Regions from separate parts of the Homo sapiens genome. Here region 1 is linked to region 2. A link is a loop called in an ENCODE intact Hi-C map of the cell type or tissue named here. Cell type or tissue: heart left ventricle. All regions are shown on one strand. Links, peaks and the distances in the headings refer to the core of each region. The heading gives the core; the rest is flanking DNA.

Region 1 (16,539 bases), core at 4,889-9,888, 55 kb after region 2:
TGAGGCAGGAGAATGGCGTGAACCTGGGAGGCGGAGCTTGCAGTGAGCCGAGATCGCGCCACTGCACTCCAGCCTGGACGACAGAGGGAGACTCCGTCTCAAAAAAAAAAAAAACACTTCAAAAACTGTTTTTTTTCTTTTTCCAATATATTTTTTCTTTTTCGAGATGGAGTATCACTATATTGTCCAGGCTGGTCTCAAACTCCTGACTCAAGATCCTCCCACCTCAGCCACCCAAAATGCTGAGATTACAGGCACGAGCCATTGTGCCCAGCCTGCTTTTTTTTTTTTTTTTTTTAAAGAGATGGGGTCTTGCTCTGTCTCTCAGGCTGTGGAATGCACTGACACAATCATTGCTCACTGCAGCCTCCAATTCCTGGATTCAAGTGATCCTCCCTTCTCAGCCTCCCGAGTAGCTGGGACTATAGGTGCGTGCCACCGCACCTGGCTCAAAAACTGACTTCTCCAAATGTTTAGGTCTTAGATACAGTAGAAAGACTCTGTGGGCCACAGACAGAGTGCTGTATCTGAGAAAGCAACTGGTCTTGCAGAGTGAATCTATAGATTACCTGGTGACAATCCCATTTTCTGCAAGAATGAAGGCTGCAGCAGGATTGGCAGCCCTGATGAGGCTCTGCAGCTGAACAAGGAGAGGGTGCCGCTGCTCCGTGGTGTGACTGGTGAATACCACGTTACTCACCAGGCCTGGGAATAAAACCAAGGACAGTTTAGCCTTCACAGTCCTGGTTAGGGGTGAAGGCTCACACAAACGTGAGCCCTTGCTCCATCCCCTAATCATGCCTTCCAGTAGTCTCCTGATGGAGACAACCCTTACACCCCAATACCAACATAAACAGCTATCATTCTCTTCCCACTTCCCGGCACTGCCACCTCTTGGAATGAATAGCTTCAAGTCTGTAGCTGCCTTACTACCTAACCCCTAACTTCCTCTATCTTTTTTTTTTTTTTTTTTAAGACGGTGTCTCACTCTGTTGCCCAGGCTGGAGTGCAGTGGTGCGATCTCAGCTTACTGCAACCTCAGCCTCCAGGGTTCAAGCAATTCTCCTGCCTCAGCCTCTTGAGTAGCAGGAATTACAGGAACCCGCAACCATGCCTGGCTAATTTTTGTATTTTTAGTAGAGACGGGGTTTCACCATGTTGGCTAGGCTGGTCTTGAACTCCTGACCTCAGGTGATCAGCCCACCTCAGCCTCCCAAAGTGCTGGGATTACAGACATGAGCCATTGCACCCGGCCTCCTCTATTATTTTAATTCTGGTATCTAGCTGATACTTGGAATTCTTAGTCAAAGGGCCTTTTCACACATCCTGTATTTAGCATCATCAGGAACTGGTGCCATTTACCTTCACCAGTTCAGAACAACACAATTATCAAAAACTCACCATATAACAGGGGTTATTCATTATATCCTCAAAGAGTGCACTGCCAAGATACTGTGCACAGGGAGCCACATGATTCCAAGATAAATGCTAACAGATTTTAGTCACGTGGTAAGAAAGGGTGGCCCATGTAAGAAGAGGTTGCAGGGTGGGCCATGATCACTCCCAACCTTTTGGTGAAAATACAGAAGTAAAATTCACAGGACCACAGAGAATTTGGAGATCAGGAAACTTACCACACTTCACCACCCCAAGATAATTATAATACCCCTTCCATATTCATTCCTATTTTAACAGTTATAATCATAGCGCATATATAAGATTATTCATTTTGCATTTTTGTTATTCAATAATTTTTATTTACTTCTTCTTTTTTTTTTTTTGAGACGGAGTTTCACTCTTGTTGTCCAGGTTGGAGTGCAATGTTGCAATCTCAGCTCACTACAGTCTCCACCTCCCATGTTCAAGTAATTCTCCTGCCTCAGCCTCCTAAGTAGCTGGGATTACTGGTGCGCGCCACCATGCCCAGCTTATTTTGTATTTTTAGTAGAGATGGGGTTTCTCCATGTTGGTCAGGCTGGTCTCGAACTCCCGACCTCGTGATCTGCCTGCCTCGGCCTCCCAAAGTGCTGGGATTACAGGTGTGAGCCACCGCACCCAGCTGTACTTCTTAATATCGTAGAAAATTTCAAACATACACAACTAGAAAAATAGTAGAATGAACTCCCATCACCTGGTTTCAGGAACTACCAACACTCAGCTAATCGTATTTCATCTACACTCCACCCAGCTCATCCCCGGCTCCCCTACTGTATGATTTTGAAGTCAATCCCAGATACCCAATTATTTCAAACAAAAATACTTCAACGTGAATTTCCATAATATAAGGACTCTAAACATATTAACAATGAACTCCTTAATATAAAAAAATCCAGTCTGTGTTCAAATTTCTCTGTCTTATAAATGTTTTCTCAGTTAATAATTTTTGAATCAGGAACCAAAGGAAGTCTACATATTATATATATTTATATATTCAGTGGCTCACTGAAGCATTGACCTCCTGGGCTCAAGCAATCCTCCTGCCTCAGCCTCCTGTGTAGCTGGGACCACAGGTGTGCGTGCCACCATGCTTGGCTAATTTTTTTATTTTTTTTAGACACTGGGTCTCATTTTGTTGCCCAGACTGGTCTCAAACTCCTGGGCTCAAGTGATCCTCATGCCTTGGCCTCCTCTAAAGTGCTGGGATTACGGGCGTGAGCCACGGCACCCAGCTTCATTAGGATTTTCAGTTCCTCTAGTGGTCACTTTTATATCTTTAAAGAGTATACTTAACCCTTTATAACTTGATTTAATAGCTTTAAACTTTATCAATCTCCCATTCTGAAAGATGTAAAGAGTATCTCTCCTCTGCCAATTTTTTGTAAAATATAATTTCATAGATAGGCTTTCAACATTTATATTCTATTTTGTAATAGAATTCTCACAGGTGTTATAATTCTATACTTAAAAAAGATTCAATGCTCATCATCAACCCATTTACTAATAGAGAGTAGTTTAATTATTTTTTTATTATTATTATTTCTTGAGATGGAGTTTCGCTCTTGTTGCCCTGGCTGGAGTGCAATGGTGCAATCTCAGCTCACCACAACCTCCGCCTCCTGGGTTCAAGTGATTCCCCTGCCTCAGACTCCCGGCCTCCCGAGTAGCTGGGATTACAGGCATGCACCATCATGCCGGGCTAATTTTATATTTTTTAGCAGAGATGGAGTTTCTCCATGTTGGTCAGGCTGGTCTCGAACTCCTGACCTCAGGTGATCCACCCGCCTCGGCCTCCCAAAGTGCCGTGATTACAGACGTGAGCCATCGCGCCCGGTGAGAGTAGGTTTATAAATGAATAGTTCTTAAGTGAATATCTCTAAATTATGGAGATTTCTGCTTTCCTAAGTGACCTTGTAACTGCAGAATCCTAAGTAATGAATATTCAGTAATGAACACTCTATACTGATACTATTTACTTCAGTCAAGTGTTAAGTTAAAAAAATTAGCTGTATTCAGTTATTGAGGGCGAAACTCAGAACATATAGAAAGTGTGTCAGGCTGTTTTGGGGTTGCTGTAAAGAAATACCTGAGGCTGACTAATTTATAAAGAACCTTTAGCTTAATTGGCTAAAGGTTCTGCAGGCTTTCCAGGAAGCGTGGCGCTGGCATCGGCTTCTGGGGAGGCCTCAGGAAGCTTAAGATCATGGTAGAAGGCCTGGGAGCCAGCATATCACAGTGGTGAGGGCAGGAGCAAGAAGGGGCGGGGGAGGTGCCACACTCCTTTAAACAGCCAGGTCTCCTGTGAACTCAAGAGTAAGAACTCACTCACTATCACAAGGACAGCACCAAGCCATTCATGAGGGATCTGCCCCCATGACCCAAACACCTCCCACTAGGCCCCACTTTCAACACTGGGGATTATGTTTCAACATGAGATTTGGAGGGGACAAACATCTAATTTATATCAGAAGTGTTCACAAAGAAAATAAAATAATTCCTTTCCTGTCCAGACACCTAAATTCCCTGCCCTGGAGGCAACTGCAGTTATCAGATTCTTACCTCTTCTTCCAGAAGATCTGCTGAGTATATACAAAAGTGTTGAGTATAATTTTTTCCACAAGTAGTGACACATTACACTGTTCTGCACCTTTTCCCCCCACTTACTCCCTTTACTTTTTAATTTTGGTAAAGCTTACATCTTCCTTCAAATCTTTCTTAACATTTTATCATCCTAGTCCTCCCCTCATGCCACCCTGCTCTCTCCCCTTCTCTGAACTAAAAAAAAAGAAAAAAAGTTCTTTTGAATAACACAGGTGGCACTTAAAACACAGGACTTATATTCTTTATTTTTATTTTTATTTTTTTTGAGACAGAGTCTCACTGGGTCACCCAGGCTGCAGTGTAGTGGTGTGATCTCGGCTGGTTGCAACCTCCATGTCCCGGGTTCAAGTGATTCTCCTGCCTCATCCTCCTGAGTAGCTGGAATTACAGGCGCACACCACTGCACCCGTCTAATTTTTGTATTTTTAGTAGAGATGGGGTTTCACCATGTTGGCCAGGCTGGTCTTAAACTCCTGACCTCAGGTGATCCACCTGCCTTGGCCTCCCAAAGTGCTGGGAATGCAGGTGTGAGCCACTGCGCCTGGCCTGGACTTAGATTATTTATCTTCTTCCTCTATGGGAAAAGCTACCATAATGTAAAGACTAAGGCATTTAGAGCCAGGTGAACCTGAGTTTGAATTTTGAGTTCCGCTAATTACTAATGGGTGATACTAGACAAATTGCTCTACTTTCTCTCTGAAACCAAATATCCTCCTCTGTAAGATGGGAACCGTAACACATCACTCTAGGTTATCAATAAAACCTAGGCTTATCATAGGGCCTACAGAGAGTAAGAATCCATGAAATACAATCTATCATTTCCACCACTACCACCATCAGCACTGTCAATTGAGCATCAGCCTGAGAATTAGACTTCTCCCTGTACATAGAGGGGCCTGTCAGTGGCTGTGGCATTGGGTCTTGGCCATATCAACCACTGGGAAACTAAGTCATACAATTTCCACAAGCCAAGGCAGCTACACTCGTGGTTTAGATGGGGGGCAAGGAATAGTTTGAAGGCAGATTCCAGGACCCCTGGTCCCCTGCCTCTAGTCTTTGGTACCTGTGTTCGCATGGCCATTTGGAAAGGTCACTCTGCAGTGCACTCTGGAGGCTGCAGATGAGGCAGCAAAGCCAGCCTGGAAAGCTTGATGCCAGAATCCCATGCCCTGGTGCAGCCACAGAAAGTAGGGCCTCTGGAAACTGAGTAAGGCAAAGTCAGGAGGCCAAGTCCAAAATGTGGCACAGTGGGGAGGCAAGCAGGATCTCAGAAGCCTCAGCACATTCTAGAGATGGCAGACATGGAAGCCATATCCTACAAAGGGCCTGCCAGATTCCCAGGGTGGAAGGCAAGAAGAGCTCTGGCGGGTCTGGCAGTGAAGAGCCAGCAAAGGTTGAGGGAAGATCTATAAATACCCTAGGACTCTGTTTGGTATCTTCTTGGGCAAAAGAAACCAAAGTGTCAGACTAGTGCAAATGTGGCCATATGAACGGTGGTGCACCAGGGTCACAAGCACAGGCCTGGCCTGCCCAAGAAAAGGCTGGGATCTGGGTCTCTGACAGACACAACTTGTACAAAGTCCTGTCTGCTGCACATGTACCATATGGACAAAGCTTGTGGGGTTGGGATTCTAGGTCAGGAACTGGGCACAGAAAAGGGGCTTTGCTTTATAGGGAAACAAGCAAGAGGATTATCCCCAGCATTCCTTAGGCCAGCTATGTAAACTGCCACCTGCCAAGAGGAAATGCCATCTGTGAGGCAGGTACAGCAGTTATCTGGAGCACAGGGTGAACAGGCCATAGTGAGCGGTTCCACCTTGTTTGGGCCAGGAGCTTCCTTCTGTTCTGTATCAAGGAGTGGACAGCCAGATTTGGCCAAGGTCTCACCAGTCTGGGCTGTGAGCGAGCAGACAGCCTGGCGTATCCTATTCCCAAGAGCAGAGAAACATCCCTATTGTCTGGCTGACCATCCCAGTCTGGGCTAAAGTATTCCAGAAGCCCAGCAGAAAACAAAGGTGACTTCTTCTATCTACAGATGCTTTTAAAAGCAGGCCATGACAGTAAAGTATCTCCACTTTGCTCTCACACCAGCATTATAATGAGTCTTACTTGCTGTTTAAGCACTGAGATTATTTCTTAGTCCTTTGATTTCTATAATACACATTGTCTTGGGGCTGCAACATAGTCCTTTTCTAACTGGAAAATAATCTCTTATGAATCGGGTAGCCTGACTCATGAACAGGAGCAAAGGGAGGAAATATGCTCCCTTAGGACATGAAGTATTTGTCTACTGCTGGCAGATCCCACCTCCAAGCCAGCTACCAAATCTCCTAGGAGAAAAGAAATACTTGCCTTTTATCTCCTCCCTCCCCAGACAGCCCATGCCCATGGCAAGCCTGGTCAGGCCAGTCCACAGGGTCCCATGGGCCCAGAAGCAAGGCAGTGTCACTCCATGAGCCCCTTGGAGGAGTTCCGAAAACAGCATATGTGGCCTGAAGGTGATCAGCCCACATCTGATCACACCCCTAGCTCTACACAAGCACAGAGTTTAACACACATTGTCTTTGCACAATGAGTTGGAAGGCAGTATAAATGAAACATGCCTACCAAATGCCAGAGAGAACAGTCTGTTTTGGCCTCAAAGGGTTCAGACTAAAAGGGGCTTTTCTCTTGTGAGACAAGCCCAGGGCTGCCCCTGATTCAATGATGAAAACAGAACACTTCCCCAAGGCTCTCTGCCAGGGAAGCCCCACCATCTGTGCTTGTTCCTCATGCAAAAAAGAAGAGGGACACTGAGGGAGAATGCCAAGGAGCTGAGGTGCACTAGGGTGCCAATCATCACACGGTGGACAAGGGGCTCTGAAAGGAAAAGAAGGCTCCAGCATTTACAAGAACAAGGCAGGCCTGAGGCTGGACAGGTCAGCAAGTCCTAGGCACACCATCTGATAGTCAATACTGCCCCCTAGGCAAACACTTCCTCAACTTCACCTGCTTCCAACTAAAGCTCTTCTCAAGGACACTGCTTCTCTGAGTCAATCTTCACTTGGGCTCTGGACCCTACCCCTTCCTTCTCAGGGGTCCCCTCTATCAAACCTAGTATCTCCTTGCAGCCCACAGGCTTTCTCAGCAGCAAATAAGGAGGAACTGATCATTAAGAAATGACAATTCTTGGAAGTATTCTCTAGCCATCTTCCTTTTTACAGCCCCAAGCACTCTAGAATATCATCTGCACCTGCTGGCTTCCAGTATCTCACTTGACCACTGGCCCACTTGGAGCTGGCTTCAGCCCTCACCTCTCCACTCAGATCCTCCTACTCAGGTCATCAGGGTCCTTCTCACTTACAGAGCCAGTGGGCTTTTCTCTGTTCTTCCCTCAAGGTCTCTGCAGCATTAGACATCGTGGATCTCTTTTTCTCCTTCCTCAATGTCTCAGGCAACACTCTTCCCTGCTTCTCTTTCGGTGTCCTGGAACCTCCACCCTCACCCCATCTCTAGCCTTCTGATCTTTTCAACTCTATATCTGGATACTGGCTGACTACAGTCCATGCCATTAACTTTGACCATGACTTCCAAATACGTATCTTAGGATGAGACAGCCCTCCTTGGTTATCTCCTGGACCTATGTTTTCTCCTGTGCTTTCTATTTGAAGGACAGGTACCACCAACCTTCCTAATCTCCTAAGCTAGAAACCTAGGAGTCATCCTAGATACCTCTTTTTCCAACACATGCCCCACATCTAGTCTGTCACCAGATCCTATTGACCCAACCTCCACAAAATCTCCTTAATCTACCTGGGGTGGATACTGTGGATGGACCTACCCAATCTCCATTTCATCCTGTTTCTGAGGTGCAGTGCCTAGAAAGTAACAGGGACCTCTGAAAGCTGGACCTGAGACTACCTGGTACAGCAGCCCAACATACACATTCCTCCCTCCAGGGACCAGCCTCCTGCCCTGGGCAGCATGAGCTCAGCTGTTTCCCAAGACAACAACTCTGGTATGCTCTGTTGTCTCCGCTCCCTGCGGACTGGCAATACGATCAGCAGGATGAAACTGTGCTGGGGACACTGAGTTGTTTTCTTCCATCTGATTTCTGCTTGCTGGACTAGCTCAGGAAGCCCAGACCCCAGGCATGTCTCCTGATAACAATGAGCATTTCATCACCACTGCAGGGAATTCAGAATTTATTCTGGACCTCCAAACATCACAGATAATATGACTAGAAAGTGCTGCTTCCAGGGTTGTCAGGTAGTAGGGCACTGCAAGGTTGAATGCAACCTGCAGGATGGGTGAATTTTTCTCAATGTTATCAAGGAAATGCGGAAAATTCCAGGGTGCATAGGGGTGGGAGGTATTAAGAAAGACAGGTCCCGCTGGGCCAAACTCAGCACTCTTGGGGCAGAAGTGAATCAAGATCTTGCTGATCCAGAGGCTAGGAATACCTACTCAGTCCACTAGTATTAGCTGGAATGCCAGGTGGACTTAAGCCCAGCTCAAGGAGAGGTATTACTGTGGCAATTTGTTGCCATAAGAGACAAGCTCAGGCCAGGCGCCGTGGCTCATGCCTGTAATCCCAGCACTTTGGGAGGCCGAGGTGGGCGGACTACGAGGTCAGGAGTTCAAGACCAGCCTGGCCAACATGGTGAAACCCCATCTCTACTAAAAATACAAAAATTAGCTGGGTGTGGTGGTACATGCTTGTAATCCCAGCTACTTGGGAGGCTGAGGTAGGAGAATCAGTTGAACCTGGGAGGCAGAGGTTGCAGTGAGCCGAGACCACGCTATTGCACTCCAATCTGGGCGACAGAGTAAGACTCCGTCTCAAAAAAAAGAGACAAGCTCTTGGAAGAAATGTGCCTATCAAATATGGTAAAAGTAAAGGTGTCAAAGTTTTTTCTGACCAATTTTGTTTGCTTTAGATTTCAGAATGGTAGGTAAGAGCACGAAGAAAAGTCTATTGCTGAATTCTACTGAACTTGCAAGGCATGCAGGCTGAAAATAAAGTATATTACTTACCTTGTGAACACTGGTCAAGACATTTAGGAAAGAGAAATCTAGGGGGAAAAAAGGGGGAAATATTTAAAAACCATTCACCTCAGAGTTGTCACTGATTATTTCCCATACAAATAGGAGTACCACTGACAAGCAAATTGACTCACATGATGAGGCAGGTGGCAGCAGCACTGAGCACTAAGGATAGCCATGGGACTTTACAGCTTTCCGTCAAAGCTCCCCACACCAGGAGCCCCACAGAAGTCCCTACATGGCCAATTCTAAGTGGAATGCTGAAGGAGGGATACTGGGGACAGGACCAGCTCTTTGGTCTATGGGAGATGGAGAAAGAGCTGGTCTTTTTTGAAAGACATATGTTTTTGAGTAAAGTGGATATTTCAAGGGAAAATAAGAATTACACTCATCTAACTCTACCAGGGGCCTTTAATACCAAAGCTGCCATGCTTCTCTTTATGTACATGCTATAACCTCAATTCTCCTTTAATCTCATTCTTAACTCAAAAGGTGAATGAAAAGCAGGAAACTGACCATCTGAATTACAAGTGAAGCAAGAGGTGGGGGTGACTGATCCAAAGTGTGAGTTACTTAACAACTGTAGCACTGCAGTAGGCTCCAGAGAAAAACTCATATTCTCACAGGACTTCAGAACTCCTAAAACATCATAAGGCCTGTCTCAAGGAAGAAAGCTAACACTAATGGGGATAGCTGCCTTTTATGGAGTTCCTCCTGTGGGCAAGGCACTGTGCAGGCAGTTCACAAACATGATCTTGCTCTGTCGTCCTGTCTGCTCTGTGCCTCAGGTATCTAACAGATGAAAGGCATGGGTTTAGGACGGCTAAACACACTAAGCTTGCCCAGTGTCTCACAGGCAGCTGGGAGGCAGCAGGGCTAAGGCAGGGACCCAGGTCTGTTTGGCACCACAGAGGTCCTGTGTTTTCTTCCCTGGCAATTGGGATGCTAGCTGAAGCCACTCTTCTGAATGGCTGCTGGTCTAGCTGGCAGTTATTAATGATGTTCGCAACACTGGGGGAGTTTCTCTCCTGGAATTTCCTTGGTGGCAGCAAATCTTCATCCTTTTATTTGATTTCTGACAACAGCCAGTCACACATCATTTGAAACCAAATTTGGTAGATGAGCTGGGTGAATACCAGGTTGGGCTGTGAATCCTGTTCCCTTACCTGACTCCCTCATAGTTTCTGAAGAATTCCAAGGAGGAAAACCCATGTGCTATAAGCAGGGTCAAAGGGGCTGGAACAAGGGAAGATACAGCCACACCAGAGTCTCCCAAGAATAGAACTCACTGACTTCACTGTGCTCACAGTCCACAGAAGGCTGCCACACAGTAAGCATTCTTTTACTTACTTTAAAGTTTTACTTAAAAAAATTTAAACAGCCTGTAATCCCAGCACTTTTGGAGGCTGAGATGGGCAGATCACCTGACGTTGGAAGTTCGAGACCAGCCTGACCAACACAGAGAAACCCCGTCTCTACTAAAAATACAAAAAAATTAGCCGGGCATGGTGGTGCATGCCTGTAATCCCAGCTACTCGGGAGGCTGAGGCAAGAAAATCGCTTGAACCTGGGAGGCGGAGGTTGCAGTGAGCTGGGATCATGCCACTGCACTCCAACCTGGGCAACAAGAGCAAAACTCCATCTCAAAGAAAAAAAAAAAAATTTAAACAATGGAGCAACTGTTCAGTTGGTGAAGGAAGTCAACTCCTTTTTTTGAGATAGCGTCTCACTGTTGCCCAGGTTGGAGTGCAGTAGCATGAACACAGCTCACTGCAGCCTCAACCTCTTGGGCTCAAGCAATCCTCCAGCCTCAGCCTCCCAAGTAGCTGGGACTACAGGTGCTCACTACCACACCTGGTTAATTTATTTTTTTGGCAGAGACAGGGTCTCACTATGCTACCCAGGCTGCTCTTGAACTCCGGGGCTCAAGCATCCTCCAACCTTCCATCTTCCAAGTGTGCTGAGATTACAGGCATGAGCCACTGTGCCCTGCCTGATTTTGTTACTTAAATTCTTATATTCCATAATCATGTTCACCCAATTTTAGCCTTATTTCTATATTTAAATAGATTATATACTCAACTTCAGTCCTTTTACGCCTTATTAAAAAAATTTTTTTTTTGAGACAGAGTCTTGCTTGCTCTGTCACCCAGGCTGGGGTGCAGTGGCACGATCGCAGCTCACTGCAACCTCCACCTCCCGGGTTCAAGCGATTTTCGTGCCTCAGCCTCCTGAGTAGCTGGGATTACAAGTGTGCACCACCACTCCTGGTTAATTTTTGTATTTTTAGTAGAAATGGGATTTTGTCATGTTGGCCAGGCTGGTCTCGAACTCCTGTCCTCAAGTGATCTGCCTGCCTTGGCCTCCCAAAGTGCTGGGATTACAGGCATGAGCCACCGCACCTGGCCTTAAATTATTTTTTAACAATATTTAGTACACACATGTTGGAGCACCCATTTATTTAGCAGGTATTTCATAAGTCCTTACTATGTACTATTAAACAGAAATAGTTCTCCCTCACAAAAGCTAAGCTTGTCTTCCATAATTCCTCTCTCTTCTTTGGCTATAAGTCCAAAGGGGTCTATTGAGGACCTAGCACTAATAAAAGAACAGCATTTACTACATACAAGGTGACTAATGCATTCCAAAAGATCTGTCTTCTTCTGGTGGGTGGAAACAAATCACTTTCAGTACACTTACACACCATATCCTGTATCTACCTGTGCTCCATGTAGCAGCTCATGGGCTCCACACATGCTGTGATGGCACCAATGGTGAAGGAGGCCTTGACATTTGAGTCTGGGTGGGTCTGCAGGGCCTGGACAACATCAATAACATCTGTGTAGCTGGGGAAGGTAAAAAAGGAATGATTAGTTCACTGACTGGCATTGCAAAGTGGAGGAAGAGGGGAATCCCGAATGGCTGATTGAACAAGGATGGAAAGAAAACCAAAAGGAAGAGCCCGCAATCTGGTCCCTTGGTGTCACTCCACTTCATGACATGCAGCCCCTGGAAGCTACAGTGTTTCTACATTCCCAAGTTCCATTAGTCCTCATAACTGGGCAAGAGTGAGGGAAGAACCACCCTGCTCTGGAGGTAAAAGGAAGCCTGCAGGCGATCCTGGAGCTCTGAGGGTGGGACCTAGTGTCCTTAGGCCTGTTTTCTAATCAAGTTAGGAGCTCCTGCCACTTGCTTATTTTCTTTAGTAGCTCCTTTCTCTCCTTCCCACTTCTCAGAACACACAGGCAAGAGAGTGCGTCCGGACCCATCCAGGTCAGCAGACTCATCCATGTCAAATACAGCTCACATTGGTATCTCCTGCCTGGAACTCTCTCCAAACTCCAAACTCCTTGTCCTTTTCAGCAGATGGACTCTACTCTTTCAGATGCTAGGCTCAAATATATTTTTTTTGGTCTCCTTTGACTCCATTTTTTTCTGTCTTCAAAATATAACTAGAAGAGATCACTGCTTACACCCCCAAGCTCCCACTGGGTCCAAACTGTTATAATCTCTTGCTTAGATCACCCCAACAGCCTCCCAGCTGTCACTGCTTCTGTCCTTGCCTCTCTCTGATCTGTTTTCAACACAGATGCCAGAGAGATATGCTAAACCCAGAGTCAGATCATGTCATTTCTCTGCTCAAAACCCGCTGGTGGCTTCCATCTCACTCTGTGTGAAAGCCAAAGCCCTTACAATGTCCCAGGCAGCCCTCTATGATCTGACCCCCTATGGAGCAGCAAAGAATTTCATCTACTATCACTTCCCTTGCCCTAATCCAGCTACTTTGGTCTCCTGGCTCTTTTCTGAACATGCCAGGCATACTTCTACCTCTGCATTCTTTGCCCCCCTGCCTGGAATGTTCTTTTCCTCAGGTATCTGCATGGGTGGTTCTCTCTCCCTTCAGGTCTCTGCTCAGGCGGCATCTTACGGACAGGCATCCTCTGACTTCATACACCCTGTGTGATCAAGCAACCCTCGCTTCTTGGCATTCCCTACCTCCTCCTCCAAGTTTCTTCAAAGCCCCAATCGGCAGCTATTTATACCCTATTTTCTCATTTATTTGTTTACTGTCTCCATAATAAGAATGTCAGGTGGTTGTTGAGTACTGTAATCTCTGCTGCCTAAAGCAGGGTAGGTGAATAAACTGGATGTTCAACCCTGAGCAGGCCCCTGGCCACTTCAAGAGGGGACCTAGCCTCTTCACCTTGTAGAGGAGAACTCTTTCCTGATTGATCCGGCCTATCACCAAAAGGTTTGTTCCTATGGAAATAAGTCAAACCTAACAGGCAGCTTTTCTGATCAGATGGGCCTGGTTTAGCCTGAGCCCTTTGGAAGCCAGTGGTGGTGGTATGGACAGGTACAGCCTGCTTGAGTTGTTCTTGAGTTCCTACGAACAACTCATCTGTAAAAAGGCCCTTGGCTTTATCCCCAGACTGCAATACTCCACCCCACCCCAGGTTCTCCTGAGTCCTGATCAGCTGGCAGTGCTTCAGTAGAGAACGGGGTTTACTAGGTTCTAAGAGTTCCCCCAGGGGGGCCTGACAGCCCTCTGCTCACAGCCTTCTCTTCTTCAGGGATTCTCCCCCTGCCTGGGCATGTATGTATGACCACACGCGGCTCTTTCCACTGAGTGCCTGGCTGGGCCTGGATGCCAGGAGAGTCCCACCCACAACACGCACTGCCAGGCCCATAGAGAAGCACGCCTGGTAAGCAGGGCTGGCGTGTGCATGCTGTTCTGCATCCCTCTGTGGTGGTGTTTAATGGAGTTAATGGATTTAACTCTTACAGTTAATGTGAAACATGTGCTCACTCAGATTGTAGGCTTAAATTGCAAACATAAAACAGCCTACAGGAGACTTCAGTGTAAGCAGTAGAGACTCATTTCTTAGGGGAGCAAAGGACAACGGAAAAGGATTCACAAGTCATGCTTGAGGAGTCATTTTAATATAACAGGATTTCCCTTAGAGAGAGTGCCTGGGGAATTTCTAGGTTTTCAGAGCATTTCATTAATTTCCATTGACTTTAATGGAAAAAGGTTAGAGTAAAAAACAGGCCCCTGTCTCCTTGATGAGGCCTATACATCTGGGCACTGCCTCAAGAGAGAAGGCCCCAGGCCATTCACTCTATCCATTAGGGGAATCCCTGTTAGAACCTCCCTCCCTCCCCAGCCCCATAATCATCCTGGGTGAGGCCTCCAGACAGAAAGAGCACCCCCTACCCAGAAGGAAGCACCACGCTCAAGTTACTAGAGTCTTTTTTTTTTTTTTTTTTTTTTTTTGAGACAGAGTCTTGCTCTGTTGCCCAGGCTGGAGTGCAGTGGCAGGGTCACAGCTCACAGTAAACTCTGCCTCCCAGGCTCAAGCGATCCTCCTGCCTCAGCCTCCTGAGTAGCTGTGACCACAGGTGTGCACCACCACACCCAGCTAATTTTTTGTATTTTTGGTAGAGACAGGGTTTCCTCATGTTGCTCAGGCTGCTCTCAAACTCCTGAGCTCAAGTGATTCACCCACCTTGGCCTCCCAAAGTGCTGGGATTACATGTGTGAGCCATGGTGGCCAGGCTACAGCTTGTACCGGACCACTCTGGCTAAACTGACCCAACTGTATGACGAAGGCAAAAAACTGTCTCTTCACGTTTGCTTTCTGTCAGTATTTTCTTTATTAAAAATAAAAACTAAACAAAAACCCAGCAGGACCTTAACTTTCTTTTCTCTGAAACAACAGATAATCTATTCAAGTCTCCTTTGGGCTCAGTTTTATGTTTGCAATTTAAGCCTACAATCTGAGTGTGCACAAGTTTTTACATTAATTTCAAATTTTGTTTTTAATGCAGATAATTTTAAAGAATGATTTTATAATATTCCAGAGTATAAATACAGCCCCTCAAATTCTCTAAAATTAATTTTTTAAAATTCAGATTTTTCCAGTTTTACTTATATTTGTGTGTGTGTATGTGTGTGTGTGTGTATTAAGTTCTATTCAATTTTACCACCTGTGTAGGTTCTTATATCCATCACCATGGTCAGGATACTAAACAGTTCCAACACACAAGGATCCCTTGTGTTGCCCTTTTATAAACATGCCCACCTCCCTCCTGCCCTCCACTCCCATTCTGACCTCTGTCAATCACTAATCTGTCCTCCATTTCTAAAACTTTGTCATTTTAAAATACATAAATTCAATTTTTAAAACAACAACTAACAGCTCCACTTGATGTCAAAGTTCAATTCTATTGCCCCACCGCTTCACTAAATTGAGTGGCATCAGGCCACTCTAGGGGCTAAAGAAATCTCTGTCCTATATTACATGTTTCCCCAAAGAATGCTATAAATGAAAATAAAGCCAAGCCAGGCATGGTGGCTCACACCCATACTCCCACCACTTTGGGAGGCTGAGGTGGGAAGATTGGTTAAGCTCAGGAGTTCGAGACCAGCCTGGGCAACATAGGGAGACCCATCTCTAAAAACAAAGGCCAGGAACTGGGCGCGGTGGCTCACACCTGTAATCCCAGCACTCTGGGAGGCCAAGGCAGGCGGATCACTTGAGGTCAGGAGTTCAAGACCAGCCTAACCAAGATGGTGAAACCCCATTTCTACTAAAAATACAAAAATTAGCCAGGCGTGGTGGTGAGCACCTGTAATCCCAGCTACTTGGGAGGCTGAGGCACGAGAATTGCTTGAACCCAGGAGGCGGAGGTTGCAGTGAGCCGAGATTGCACCATTGCACTCCAGCCTGGACGACAGAGTGAGACTCTGTCTCATTAAAAAAAAAAAAAAGGGCCAGGAGCGGTGGCTCATGCCTGTAATTGCAGCACTTTGGGAGGCTGAGGTGGGCGGATCACCTGAGGTCAGGAGTTCGAGACCAGTCTGGCCAACATAGTGAAATCTGATCTCTACTAAAAAATACAAAAATTACTCGGGTGTGGTGGCGTGTGCCTGCAATCCCAGCTACTTGGGAGGCTGAAGTGGGAGTATTGCTTGAACTCGGGAGGTGGAGGTTGCAGTGAGCTGAGATTGCACCACTGCACTCCAGCCTGGGCAACAGAGCAAGACTCCGTTTCAAAAAAAAAAAAGAAAAAGAAAAAAAGAAAATAAAGCCATATTCAAGGAATACAATTCTTAATATGAGAAGCATCTGGGATCTCCCATCACCAACAACCTAAATAATGGGCATGAAGGCCCAGCCCCAAGATGATGGACATGCTATAAAGGAGGGTGCTACATGGGCCCAGCTGGTAAGAACAGCGTCTTAGTGAAGAGCCACAGCATTTAGCTAGTATTCTGACTGGAGTCCTCCAGGAAATTGACTAGAGGTCCCCATATCCTGGGGCTGTGATGGGACAAAGGCTGGGTTTACAGTATAAGAGTGGTCTGGTCACACTGTCACTGTAGTCCAGAAGCAGCTAGAAAAGCTGACACTTTTGCAGAATTGTAAAGTCAGAGACAAAAAATCAGTGATGCTCTCCGAAGTGATGGAA
Region 2 (12,380 bases), core at 4,934-9,933:
GTCAATAGGGAACAGCCTGGAAAAGGTGGTAAGAAGATCCAGCTGCTCCTGGTGTCTGACTGTCCTTTCTTTCTCTTGCAGAAAGTGGTTTCTGGAGAAGTTAAAGCCTGAAGGTATTATCTGCTTTGTTTCTTCCCTGGATCTGTTGGGAATGAGAATCTGGGCTTTGTCTAGGGGAGGGACCCCAACTAGTAATCAGGAGTCCCAGGTTCTAGCCCCCACCATGGAGCCTCCACCTCATTTTCCCCATCTAGCACCTGCAGCTCGTACCCTGTACTCCAGAGAGCACTGTGTGGGGGAGGGATGATGGGAGCTGCAGGGTTGAGGAACAAAGGGGCTGTACTTAATTCTGGGTTTCAAGAGGAACTTGGCCCTTGTGACTGCCTTAGCCAGGGCCTGCCCTGGGAGTTGGAGGACTGCCCCTCCTGGACCCCAGCAGTGCATATCCTGTCACCCACAGTTGCAAGCCAAAATGTCCCCTCTTTATGTGCTTTTATTTATTTAGAGACAGGGTCTCACTCTGTTGCCCAGGCTGGAGTACACCGGTGTGATCTCGACTCACTGCAACCTCTGCCTCTTGGGTTCAAGCGATTCTCCTGCCTTAGCCTTCCAAGTAGCTGGGATTACAGGCGCCCACCACCACGCCCTGCTAATTTTTGTATTTTTAGTAGAGAGGGGGTTTCACCATGTTGGCCAGGCCAGTCTCGAACACCTGACCTCAAGTGATCCGCCTACCTTGGCCTCCCAGAGTGCTGGGATTACAGATGTGAGTCACAACACCCAGCCTATTTGTTTACTTATTTATATTTTTGAGATGGAGTCTCACTGTCGCCCAGGCTGGGGTGCAGTGCGTCAATCTCGGCTCACTGCAACCTCTGCCTCCCTGGTTCAAGCGATCCTCCTGCCTCAGCCTCCCAAGCAACTGGGATTACAGGCATGCGCCAGCACGCTGGCTAAGTTTTTTTTTTTTTTTTTTTTGAGACAAAGTCTTGCTCTGTCGCCCAGGCTGGAGTGCAGTGGCATGATCTCGGCTCACTCCAACCTCCACTTCCCGGATTCAAGCGATTCTCCTGCCTCAGCCTCCTGAGTAGCTGGGACTACAGGCACGTGCCACCATGCCCAGCTAATTTTTGTATTTTTAGTAGCGTTGGGATTTCACCATGTAGGCCAGGATGGTCTCAATCTTCTGACCTCGTGATCTGCCTGCCTCGGCCTCCCAAAGTGCTGGGATTACAGGTGTGAGTTACCATGCCTGGCCTTTTTTTTTTTTTTGTGACAAGTTTCACTCTTGTTGCCCAGGCTGGAGCGCAATGGCACGATCTCGGCTCACTACAACCTCCGCCTCCCGGGTTCAAGTGATTCTCCTGCCTCAGCCTCCCTAGTAGCTGGGATTACAGGCACCTGCCACCATGACCAGCTAATTTTTTGTATTTTTTGTAGAGGGGTTTCACTATATTGGCCAGGCTGGTCTCGAACTCCTGACCTCAGGCGATCCACCCATCGCAGCCTCCCAAAGTGCTGGGTTTACAGGCGTGATCCACTGAGCCCGGCTTAATTTTTGTATTTTTAGTAGACACGGAGTTTCGCCATGTTGGCCAGGCTAGTTTCAAACACCTGACCTCAGGTGGTCCCACCTCGGCCTCCCAAAGTGCTGGGATTACGGGCATGAGCCACCACTCCCAGCCTATTTTATTTTTTTGAGACAGAACCTCACTCCATCGCCCAGGCTAGAGTGCAGTGGTGTGATCTTGGCTCACTGCAACCTCTGCCTCCTGAGTTCAAGTGATTCTCCTGCCTCAGCCTCCCAAGTAGCTGGGATTACAGGTGCCCACCACCACGCCTAGCTAATTTTTGTATTTTTAGTAGAGACAGGGTTTCACCACGTTGGCCATGCTGATCTCGAATTCCTAACCTCAGGTGATCCACCCACCTCGGCCTTCCAAAATGCTGAGATTACAGGCATGAGTTACCGCACCCATCCTTATGTGCTTTTAAAAACACTTTACATTATAGAGCATTTCAAACCTGCATAGTAGAATATCATAATAGGATAATGGGCATAAATATATACAGTTATTATTTGTCAATTAAAAAAAGCATAGTAGAATAATGAACCTCAGTTGCCATCAACCAGCTTCCAGGGTTATCAGCACGAGGCCTATTTTGTGACATCTGTAACCCCCCTTATTTTTCCTCAGTCCAGTATTTTAAGGCAAATCACAGACATCATATCATCAGTAAGTTCTTCAGCTTGTATTTATTTTTATTTTTATTTGTTTTAATTTTTTTTGGAGACAAGGGTCTCCCTGTGTTGCCCAGGCTGGAGTGCAGTGGCTCAATCTCGGCTCACTGCCCACCATCAGGGCTCAAGCCATCCTCCCACCTTAGCCTCCTGAGGAGCTGGGACTACAGGTGTAAGCCACCATGCCTAGCTAATTTTTGTGTTTTTTGTAGAGGTGAGGTCTTGCTATGTTGCTGGGGCTGATATCAAACTCCTGAGCTCAAGCAACCCACCCGCCTTGGCCTCCCAAAGTGTTGGGATTACAGGTATGAGCCACCGAGTGCAGCCACTGTATTTCTAAAAGGTGAAAAATTTAAAAACTGTTAAACAAGTAAACTATAATCATTTTAAAATACTACATAATCATTTTTTGGATTTCCTTGGTTGTAGAAAAAGTGCCTATTACAGTTGGTTAGTTTTTGTGGGTTTTTTTTTGTTTTTGTTTTTTCTTTCCTGAGATGGAGTCTCGCTCTGTCGCCCAGGCTGGAGTGCAGTGGCCCGATCTCGGCTCACTGCAAGCTCCGCCTCCCTTGTTCACACCATTCTCCTGCCTCAGCCTCCCGAGCAGCTGGAGCTACAGGCATCAGCCACCACGCCCGGCTAATTTTTTTGTATTTTTAGTAGAGACGGGGTTTCACCGTGTTAGCCAGGATGGTCTCGATCTCCTGACCTCATAATCTGCCCGACCCGGCCTCCCAAAGTGCTGGGATTACTGGCATGAGCCACCACGCCCGGCCTACAGTTGGTTAGTTTTGAATCAGGAAATCAAACAAGGTCCACACTGCATTGGCTAGTTTTCTGACTTTAAATAAAGCCTTGTATCGTCAGCCTGTGCCAGAGGGAAGCGAGAATGCCCAGAGACTTCCATTTCAAGCCTAGTCCCACTGCCTTGGGCTCTGCCGCCCCCGCTACCCCAATTGAGACCTAATTTCCCCTTTTAGGGAATTCCTCCCTCCCCACCCTTAGTGGGCGTCTTGGGAGTGGGGGTGGGAGTTGGCCATTAGGGATGCACTGAGCCCTCACTGCCCACCCGCAGGTCTCCACCAGCTCCTGGCCGGGTTCGAGGACAAGTCAGCCTATGCGCTCTGCACGTTTGCACTCAGCACCGGGGACCCAAGCCAGCCCGTGCGCCTGTTCAGGGGCCGGACCTCGGTGCGTACCCACCTTGATGCAGTTCCCGCCGCGCGCCGCCAGGGGGTGCCGCGACCCGAGCCGACCGCCCCGAGTCTGCGGGAGGGTGGTGGGAGGGGCGCCTTGGGGCCAGAGATATCTGTGCCTTGCTGAGAGGCTCCCCTGCGCAGCATAGGTAGAAGTGCTGTGGATCCTAGGAGGGTGGTGGAAAGGGTTCCCTGGGGCCAGAGTAGTTGCCTACGCCTTGCTGAGGGGTGCCCCTGGGCAGGACAATGGAAGTGTTGTCAATTCTGAAACCTGTTTGACCCCTGAGGCTGTTGTTTCAGGGAAACAGTTGGCTAACAGCTCCTGAGGCCTGATAGACCCAGAAGTGCAAACTGAAGGTGACAATTCCCAAAGCTATTTTTTTCTGTTTATTTTATTTATTTATTTATTTTTTGTTAGTGAGAAACCACACTTGGATCAAAGCTACATCTATAGCCCAGACTTCTCTAACCTCAGATTTCCTTATTCAACTGCCAAGGTGCTTGACTATCTCTCAGCCTTTCCAGCTTTTCATGTTTATGTATAATAGAATCTTAATTCTTTTTTTTTTTTTTTTTTTTTTTTTTTTGAGACAAAGTCTTGCTGTGTTGCCCAGGCTGGAGTGCAGTGGTGTCGTCTCGGCTCACTGCAACCTCCGCCTCCAGGGTTCAAGCATAGAATGTTAATTCTTGGCCAGGTTTGGTGATTTACACCTGTAATCCTAGCACTTTGCGAGGCCCCAGCGGGAGGCTTTCTTGAGCCCAGGTGTTCAAGATCAGCCTGGACACCATAACAAGACCCCATCTTTGCAAAAAATTTTAAAATGAGGCCGGGCGTGATGGCTCACATCTGTAATCCCAGCACTTTGGGAGGCTGAGGCGGGCGGATCACCTGAGGTCAGGAGTTCAAGAACAGCCTGGATAACACAGCAAAACCCCGTCTCAACTAAAAATACAAAAAATATCTGGGCATGGTGGCAGGCACCTGTAATCCCAGCTACTGGGGAGGCTGAGGCAGGAGAATCACTTGAACCCAGGAGGCGGAGGTTGCAGTGAGCTGAGATCTCGCCACTGCACTCCAGCCTGGGCAACAAGAGTGAGACTCCGTCTCCAAAAAAAAAAAAAAAAGAGGCTGAGCACAGAGGCTCACACATGTAATCCCAGCACTTTGTGAAGCAAAGGCAGGAGGATTGCTTGAGGCCAGGAGTTTGAGACCAGCCTGGGTAACATAGCCAGACCCTGTCTCAAAAATAAATAAATAGCCGGACATGGTGGTGCACACCTGTAGTCCTAGCTACTTGGGAGGCTGAGGTGGGAGGATCACCTGAGCCTCGGAGTTTGACGGGACAGTGAGCTATGATCGCACTCCTGCACTCCAGCCATGGAGTGACGGAGTGAGACCCAGTCTCAAAAAAAAAAAAAAAAAAACAAACCTTAATTATTTGCCCAAACTTATTCCTTCCGTGAGATGTATTCAACACCCCCTACTGCCTATCACTGCTCACGACAGCCTCCACCTCCCAGGCTCAGGTGATCTCCCACCCTGGAGAGTAACTGGGACTACAGGCGTGCACCACCACACCCGGCTAATTTTTGTATTTTTGGTAGAGACAGGGTTTCACTATGTTGCCCAGGCTGGTCTTGAACTCCCGACCTTAAGTGATCCGCTGGCCTCATTCTCCCAAAGTGCAACCTCCATCTCCTGGGTTCAAGCAATTCTCCTGCCTCAGCCTGCCGAGTAGCTGGGATTATAGGCGTGAGCAAAAAACATTTGTTGCGTGGTTGAGGTTCAGTAACTGGCCTTAGTCACGCAGCTCCTCACGGCAGAAGCAGAATTTGCCTTTGGGTCTAAATTACTTGGCATCTATGTGACTAATCCCAATCATGTACCACCTCCGTTGTATTTTTTAAAGAGTAAAAAAAAATGTTTTTGAGACAGGGTCTTGCTTTGTCACCCAGGCTGGAGTGTAGTGGCATGACTACCGTTCATAGCAGCCTTGATCTCTCAGGCTCAAGTCATCCTCCCACCTCAGCCTTCCGAGTAGCTAGGACCTCAGGTGTGAGCTACCACATCTGGCTAATTAAAAAAAAAAAAAAAATTGGTAGAGATAGAGTCTGACTGTGTTGCCCAGACTGGTCTCGAACTCCTGGGTTTAAACCATCCTCCCTCCTCGGCCTCCCCAAGCGCTGAGATTACAGGCGTGAGCTACCACACCTGGTCCCTTGTATTTTTTTCAGTTAGAATCTTTTGGGTTTTTTTGTTTGTTTTTTGGAGTGTTTGTTTGTTTGTTTGGAGTGTTTGTCTCTGTCTGTCGCCCGGACTGGATCACAGCTCACTGCAGCCTCGACCTCTTGGGCTCAAGCAGTCTTCCCACCAGGTAGCTGGGACTACAGGCTTACACCACCAGGCTAGGCTAATTTTTGTATTTTTTGTAGAGATGGGGTTTCGCCTTTGCCACGTGGCTCAGGCTGGTCTCAATTTCCTGGGCTCAAGTGATCTTCCCACCTCAGCCTCCCAAAGTCCTGGGATTACAGGCATGAGCCACCGCGCCTGGCCAGATTTTCTTTTTCTTTTCTTTCTTTTTTTTTTTTACTTTGATAACAACATGACATTTCATGTCACTGGATTACAATTTGTTCTTTTTCTAACATTTTCACTGTGGAATTTCCCTACTACAGCCAGTACGTATTGTACTCACTAATGTGTTCATGAAGTGGGGAGTTGGGTACCTGCTTCCTGTTGCGGTGTTTCATCTTATTGTTAAAGTCTTCCTTGTATTTTCAGGAACGCTGTCATAGTAGCCGGCATCTGGCTTGTCCACGGAGTTCAGGGTACTTAGCTTCCTATTAGGAGAAAACGTTTTCTGTCTATCTTTCTTTCTGTCTATCTTTCAAAGTAGCCTCATTGTTCTTCAGTGATGTCCCAATTTGTCCCGGGTGTGGCTGGCGAGGGCGCGTGGCCCCGGAGGTGCTGGTGGTCCTGTGGGTCCATGCCTCCTCCCTGTGTGTGAGGGAAGAGCTGCCCCGCTCTGCTTTTTATTGTATTCAGCAAACATTTGCAGGTGCTGTAGGGGCCTTGCAACTACATTTTGCGTAAGTTGGGTCAAATCAAATTCACAGACTCACCAAACTCATACTGGCCACTGCCCTCCTCGTGCTTGTCCTCTGGACCCAGTTACACACCTGTCCCCCCTTTCCTGTGGCAGGGCCGGATCGTGGCACCCAGAGGCTGCCAGGACTTTGGCTGGGACCCCTGCTTTCAGCCTGATGGATATGAGCAGACGTAAGGAGCCCTGCTTTTCTTCCCTGGGGTGTGGGGTTGGTACAGCCATGGTTTGGGTTGGGCCAGTGCCCCGCCCAAGTGCAGGCATGCGGATATGGGCAGGGGAGGCTCCCAGGGTGCTGTTCCAGCCACAGGCAGCTCTGCTGGGGTGGACACTAGGAATCTGGGTGGCCCAGTCCATGGTTGGGGAGGCAGCCAGATGGCACTGAGAGTCCTGGGCTCTAAGGCTCCAGGTCACCCCACATCAGCTGTGTAGCCAGTGGTTTCGCCTTTCTGGCCTTGGCTTGTAAGCTGTACATCTGACTTTTTTTTTTTTTTTTTTGAGATGGAGTTTCACTCTTGTTGCCCAGGCTGGAGTGCAACGGCGTGATCTCAACTCACTGCACCCTCTGCCTCCCAGGTTCAAGCAATTCTCCTGTCTCAGCTGAGATTACAGGCACGCACCACCGTGCTCAGCTAATTTTTGTTATTTTTGTTAGAGACGGGGTTTCACCATGTTGGCCAGGCTGGTCTCAAACTGACCTCAGGTGATCCGCCCACCTCGGCCTCCCAAAGTGCTGGGATTACAGGCGTGAGCCACCGCGCCTGGCCACATCTGACAGTTTTATGGCATCATTTTCTGACCCCCATCTAGGTTGGGAAAATGTCCAGGCTTTTGCAGCCTCTGGTGGGCACTATTTTATGCCCTCCAAGTACCAGTTGTTCTCTGTAGTTCGCACAAATCGCCCCTTGTTCACACAAGGCACGGGCCATTGTTGGAATCAGGCTTTCCAAGCTGGAGGGGCCCTTAGGGAGCGCAGTGTGAGGCCCCACAATAGCCCCAGCAGGGGTGAGGACATTGTGGAACCAGCCACTAGCCATATGGGGCTGTGGAGCACTTGCGTGTGGTGAGACCCAGAAACGGAATATTTCTGTTCAGCGTTAATTCATTTAAATAGCCACACCTGGCTAGTGGCTACTGGCCGCCGTCTTGCACAGAGCAGTCTGCAGGCCACGGGCGGGGTATGGGATTCTCACCTCACTGCGGTGCTGGCATGGAGGTCGGGCCCCTGGCCAGCTGTTCAAGTGCTCCCCCGCCCTCAGCGCATGAGAGGAGACTGCTGTGTTTGCTCTGTCAGGCCCCACTGCTTCCTGTCAACAGATGACAAAGCTGATCAAACATGCAGCTCATCCCCCCCTGTCCCCAGCTTCCCTTAATGACTTTTGGGCACACTAGAGCAAGTTTAATACCCCTCCATGCTCATTCATGGGGGTTTCTGCCTACAGGGGAATTGAAAACTTTATCCGATTTTTAAAAATTCACTGGCTGCCAGGAGCTGCTGGGCCCCACTCCCCTTTCCTTGGGGTCTGTGAGCTTTGGTCTCCAGGGATGAGATGAGGTAGGGTTGGGAGGGGGTGCACTTCCTTCCTGAATCTGGGCTCCCTGAGCTGCTACTGTCACCCCTCAGGTACGCAGAGATGCCTAAGGCGGAGAAGAACGCTGTCTCCCATCGCTTCCGGGCCCTGCTGGAGCTGCAGGAGTACTTTGGCAGTTTGGCAGCTTGACTTCTGCAGCTGGAGGAGGCCCCTCAGGCCGGGGATCTGGGGAGGGCTAGCCCAAAACCTCCCGCATCGGGCAGGCACCCCCTGAAGTACTTCCTTCAGGGTTTCCCCTTTGTGAGGGTGTCGAGTAGCCTCACCGGCCTGTCTGGAGGAGCAGCTGGCTCTGCTCTGAGAAACTCTGGCAAGTGGACGCCATTCTCTTGCCCTTAGGATTCACTGCTCTCTCCTACAGCCGCCAGGCCTGGGGTCCTGAAAGGACCTTGGGTGGTAAAGCTGTACTTGGTGGGAGTGAGGGCGTGGGGAGGAACCATGCAAATCGCCTTCCATGGTTTTTAAATGCAGTAAATAACATTTCTGGATGAGACTTGTTTCCAAAATAAACCAGCTATATCTGTTTTGAACCCTGCCCCAGGCAGGTGTCTGTCTCAGTCTCCTTTGGCAGGTGCAGGAAGTTTTTTGGGTGGGGGTGGGGATGGGGACACGGGCAGCACCGTGTGGAAGGCATTCGGATGCCACTGTGAGCTGGAGTGTTACGTCTCCACTCGAGTTCTTGCCTCATTCAATGGCATGGATTGCGGGCTGACCTCCACCCTGGATCCATGCTGCCCCCCACCCGCAGGTAGTGCCAGGGCCTCCATGAAGCCTTGCTGGGTTGGGGGCTGGGTAGTGTGGCACGCCCAGTGCTTTTGCCTTATGCTGTTACACATCAGAGCCGCGAAAATGTTGGTTTACAATTACAATGGCCAGTTCATTTTTATGGTGGGGAGGGGCTGGAGTCCTCGACCCCACTCGGCGTGATCGCCACAGTTCAGCCTGCGGGCTGCAGGCCCCTCGGGAGGCCCTGCTTATGCCACACGCCCTTACTCTGTGCCCTGGCGAAGCCATTCCCTGGAAGGGACCTCTCCAGGTGGCTCCGTTGTCAGAGTGCTCAACCCCAAGGATATTCAAGGGGGGCGTGATGGGCTCAGGCTGGTGGGGCACCCCCAGGCTTGCTTCTGTGCCCACAGGCAGCTCTGGAGAGGCCCCTGCCGTCCCTGTGACTCCATCCAGCAGGACGGCCCTGGGTGAGGACAGAGTGTCATTCCTTCACTCCCCTCTTGCCTGCAAGCCCCGGCTGGGTTAAATCCCCAGGAGGTGCTGCGTCCCTGCCCAGCCTCCTGAGCCTCCTTGTGGGTGGGAGATGTCTGGCTGGGCCTCAGACATGGGGTGCTGGGGGCCTGCCTGCTCCTTGCCAGTTGATCATGGATGTAGCCCCCCTGTGCAGGGAACACCCAGGCTACTGATGGGGGACTCCAAAGAAGAATCACATGCTGCCTGGGTGGGGTGGGTACATAGGCTTGGGGCAGGGCACCTCTCTGTGTTTCCTGTTCAGCTCCTCCAGAATTTTGTCCTGGGTGCACACAACACTTTCTGGCCATTTTTTTTACTTTAGCTACCTGTGATACTGTGAAGTATATATCTGGTTCCAGGCAAGGTGGCTCACACCTGTAATCCCAGCACTTTGGAAGGCCAAGGTGGGAGGATCGCTTGAGCCCAGGACTTCATAACCAGCCTGTGCAACATGGCAAAACCTTGTCTCTGCAAAAATACAAATATTTGCTGGGCATGGTGGTGCGTGCCTGTGGACACAGCTACTCAGGATTCCGAGGTGGGAGGATCCCGAGCCTAGGGAAATGGAGGCTGCAGTGAGCCGTGATTGCGCCACTGCACTCCAGCCTGGGCAACAGTGTGAGACCCTGTCTCATTAAAAAAAACATGTGTATTTGGTCTTTGACCCCTTTCCTAGCAAACAACTTTAAAATCCTCAGAAACTCCACACTGATGTCTTTTTGTGTGCTAATGAGGTGGCTGGCAGCATCTAGGTAGCTTGGTTATGGAAAGACCAAGACAGGACTAGAGGACTGGGACTTTCGGTCTCCACCCCCCGCCACACCTCCAGGGAGGGGCAGGGCTGAAGGTTCAGTTGATAACCAGTGGCCAGTGGTTTATTCAATCATGCCTGCATAATGAGACCTCCATAAAAACCCAAAAGGCCAGGGTTTGGGGAGCTTCTGAATAGCCGACCATGTGGGGGTTCCTGGAGGGTGACACCCCGGGGAGGGCACACAAGCTCTGTGCCCCTTCCCCCACACCTCGCCCCGTGCATCTCTTCATCTGAATTCTCCGTAATAGCCTTTTTAGTAAGCCAGTAGGGTGGGGCTGAGGCCCTGGGCCCATTCAGCTCTTATTCATCACTGGGAACTCCATCAATGCCCAACCCTTAAAAAATAAAAAAATAAAAAATTTAGGCTGGGCTTGGTGGCTCATGCCTGTAATCCCAGCACTTTGGGAGGCCAAGGCAGGCAGATCACTTGAGGTCAGGAGTTCAAGACCAGCCTGGCCAACATGGTGAAACCCCGTCTCTACTAAAAATACAAAAATTAGCCAGGCATAGTGGCAGGCACCTATAATCCCAGCTATTTGGGAGGCTGGGGCATGAGAATCGCTTGAGCCCAGGAGGCGGAGGTTGCAGTGAGCCGAGATCACGCCCTTGCACACTGAGAGTGAGACGCTGTCTCAACAACAACAAAATTATTAAAACCTGCTAAATATAAGTAAATGTTTCCCTGACTTGTGAACCACTCTAGCAAATTAATTGAACCTAAAAGAGGAGTCGTGGGAACCCCAAGTTGAAGACAGTGTGTCAAGTTCTGCAGGCCCAGACCTCAGACTGGTGGGAAGTTAGGGGTGGTCTCGTGGGACTGAGCCCTCAACTTGGGGTTTCTGAAGCTACCTCCTGGCAGGCAGCAGTTAGGTTGAATTGAATTGAATTGGTGGGCACCCAGCAGCTGTCCCGTGACAAATCCCTCGCGTGGTCACAGAAGTCTTCTGGGTTGACTGTTGTGCACAGTGAGAGCGGAGGAAAACGTTTTGAGTTGGTTTCTCCACACTCGCTACCCGTCCCCAGACAGCAGGGTGGAGAGCATGCTCATACCCACCTGGATTGGTTCTCGGGGCCCTGGGGGCTCCTGATCTCCCACTCAGCACCAGGCTACCCAGTGTAAGGTGGCGTCTCATGTGGGCTTACGTTTCTCTAATTACCAAGGGGTCTGAGCACCTCTCGCTACTCCTGTTACGGTTGGGCCTCCTTCTTCCCCTGTTCACGGCCTCTGCCTCTTCTGTTGGGGCTGCTGTCCTTTGCTGGTTTGCAGGAATTCTTTGCATATTTCAGATATATTTTCAGTTTTAGATGCAGCCAATCTCTTCTGTCGGCCAACTTAGTCCATGGGGCATGTGTCAAGCCAGTCCAGGAGGTGATGTGAGCCCCAGGTGTTCCTGCTGACCACTGATGCTGCGCACCCGGCACTCCCCTGAGCCTCAGAGCCATATTCCCTGTTGTCGGCTGCCATTGGGAGACCCTGACCCACCAACAAATGAGCAAGCCAGAAACACTGCACCTTCTCCCTCCGTCAAACCATTCCCACCCCGTGTCCTGCCGTCGGCAGTCCTCCCACCTCCCTCCATCGCCACCAGTGCTGCCCCTGCCCTGTAAAATCCAGGATCCGCACAACAGATGGGATGGTTCACAAGTGCTCCACACGAAGCCTCGGCCTCCCGGCAGGCAGCTTTCATCTGAGAGTCACAGGGCCCTTTGCTGTCACCCTGATGGTCCCTCCCGCCCCACTGCTCTTCACCAGCCACAGCGCCTCAGTGGCCCCAAGCCCTCGCTCCTCTGGACCCTTGCACATGCTGTTCCCAGAACGCTTTCCCTGCAGGTCCCTGGAGAAATGGCCATGCGAAGGCCTCCTGGATCTTCCATGTTTCACTGTTGGGCCAGCACCCACTGTGCGACGTTGGAGGTGACAGACCACAGGTGGCACTCCACAAACTCTGTCCCTTGCATTCCACTTCCCCAGGGAGGGCTTCCCCTCCCCAGAGTGGGGGTGGAGTGGCAGTAGCAGGGACACAGGTGGCACATAGGAGCCTAGAAACAGGAGCTTTATTCTCTAATGTGCGTCCAGCAAGTTCCTTACACAATCAAGGAAATGGTTTCTCTTTCAGGCATCGACTCTTTTATCAAAAGAAAATCCATCCTGCTCAGTCCCACCCACCCTGGGCAGAAGCTGCCCTGAGCAACGCT

The links. A loop is a pair of places that touch in the nucleus more often than their neighbours do. Peaks named below come from ENCODE experiments on the same cell type or tissue, not always from the same donor. Only the 100,000 strongest peaks of a DNase experiment are listed, where the experiment ranks them.
Region 1: it touches region 2 in a loop (2.2-fold over the local background); 24 of 110 quality-filtered maps call a loop at or near these places.

The regions. Positions count from the first base shown.
Region 1 is chr20:3,269,858-3,286,396 of GRCh38, forward strand. DNAAF9 (dynein axonemal assembly factor 9) reads right to left here. Exons shown (of 37, transcript NM_001009984.3): 28 at 11,784-11,909; 29 at 9,055-9,092; 30 at 570-705. Among named protein-coding and RNA genes, the nearest start is that of SLC4A11, 39 kb to the left of the region's middle. In heart left ventricle, for the core only: a CTCF peak has its summit at 6,984; no DNase peak of the experiment used is centred there.
Region 2 is chr20:3,215,200-3,227,579 of GRCh38, forward strand. It overlaps ITPA (inosine triphosphatase), which reads left to right. Exons shown (of 8, transcript NM_033453.4): 5 at 82-113; 6 at 3,318-3,433; 7 at 6,642-6,718; 8 at 8,167-8,661. The coding sequence ends at 8,263. SLC4A11 (solute carrier family 4 member 11) reads right to left here. Exons shown (of 20, transcript NM_001174089.2): 20 at 12,223-12,380. Among named protein-coding and RNA genes, the nearest start is that of ITPA, 12 kb to the left of the region's middle. RefSeq lists a silencer at 3,403-3,672. In heart left ventricle, for the core only: no CTCF peak of the experiment used is centred there; a DNase peak (open chromatin) is centred at 7,762.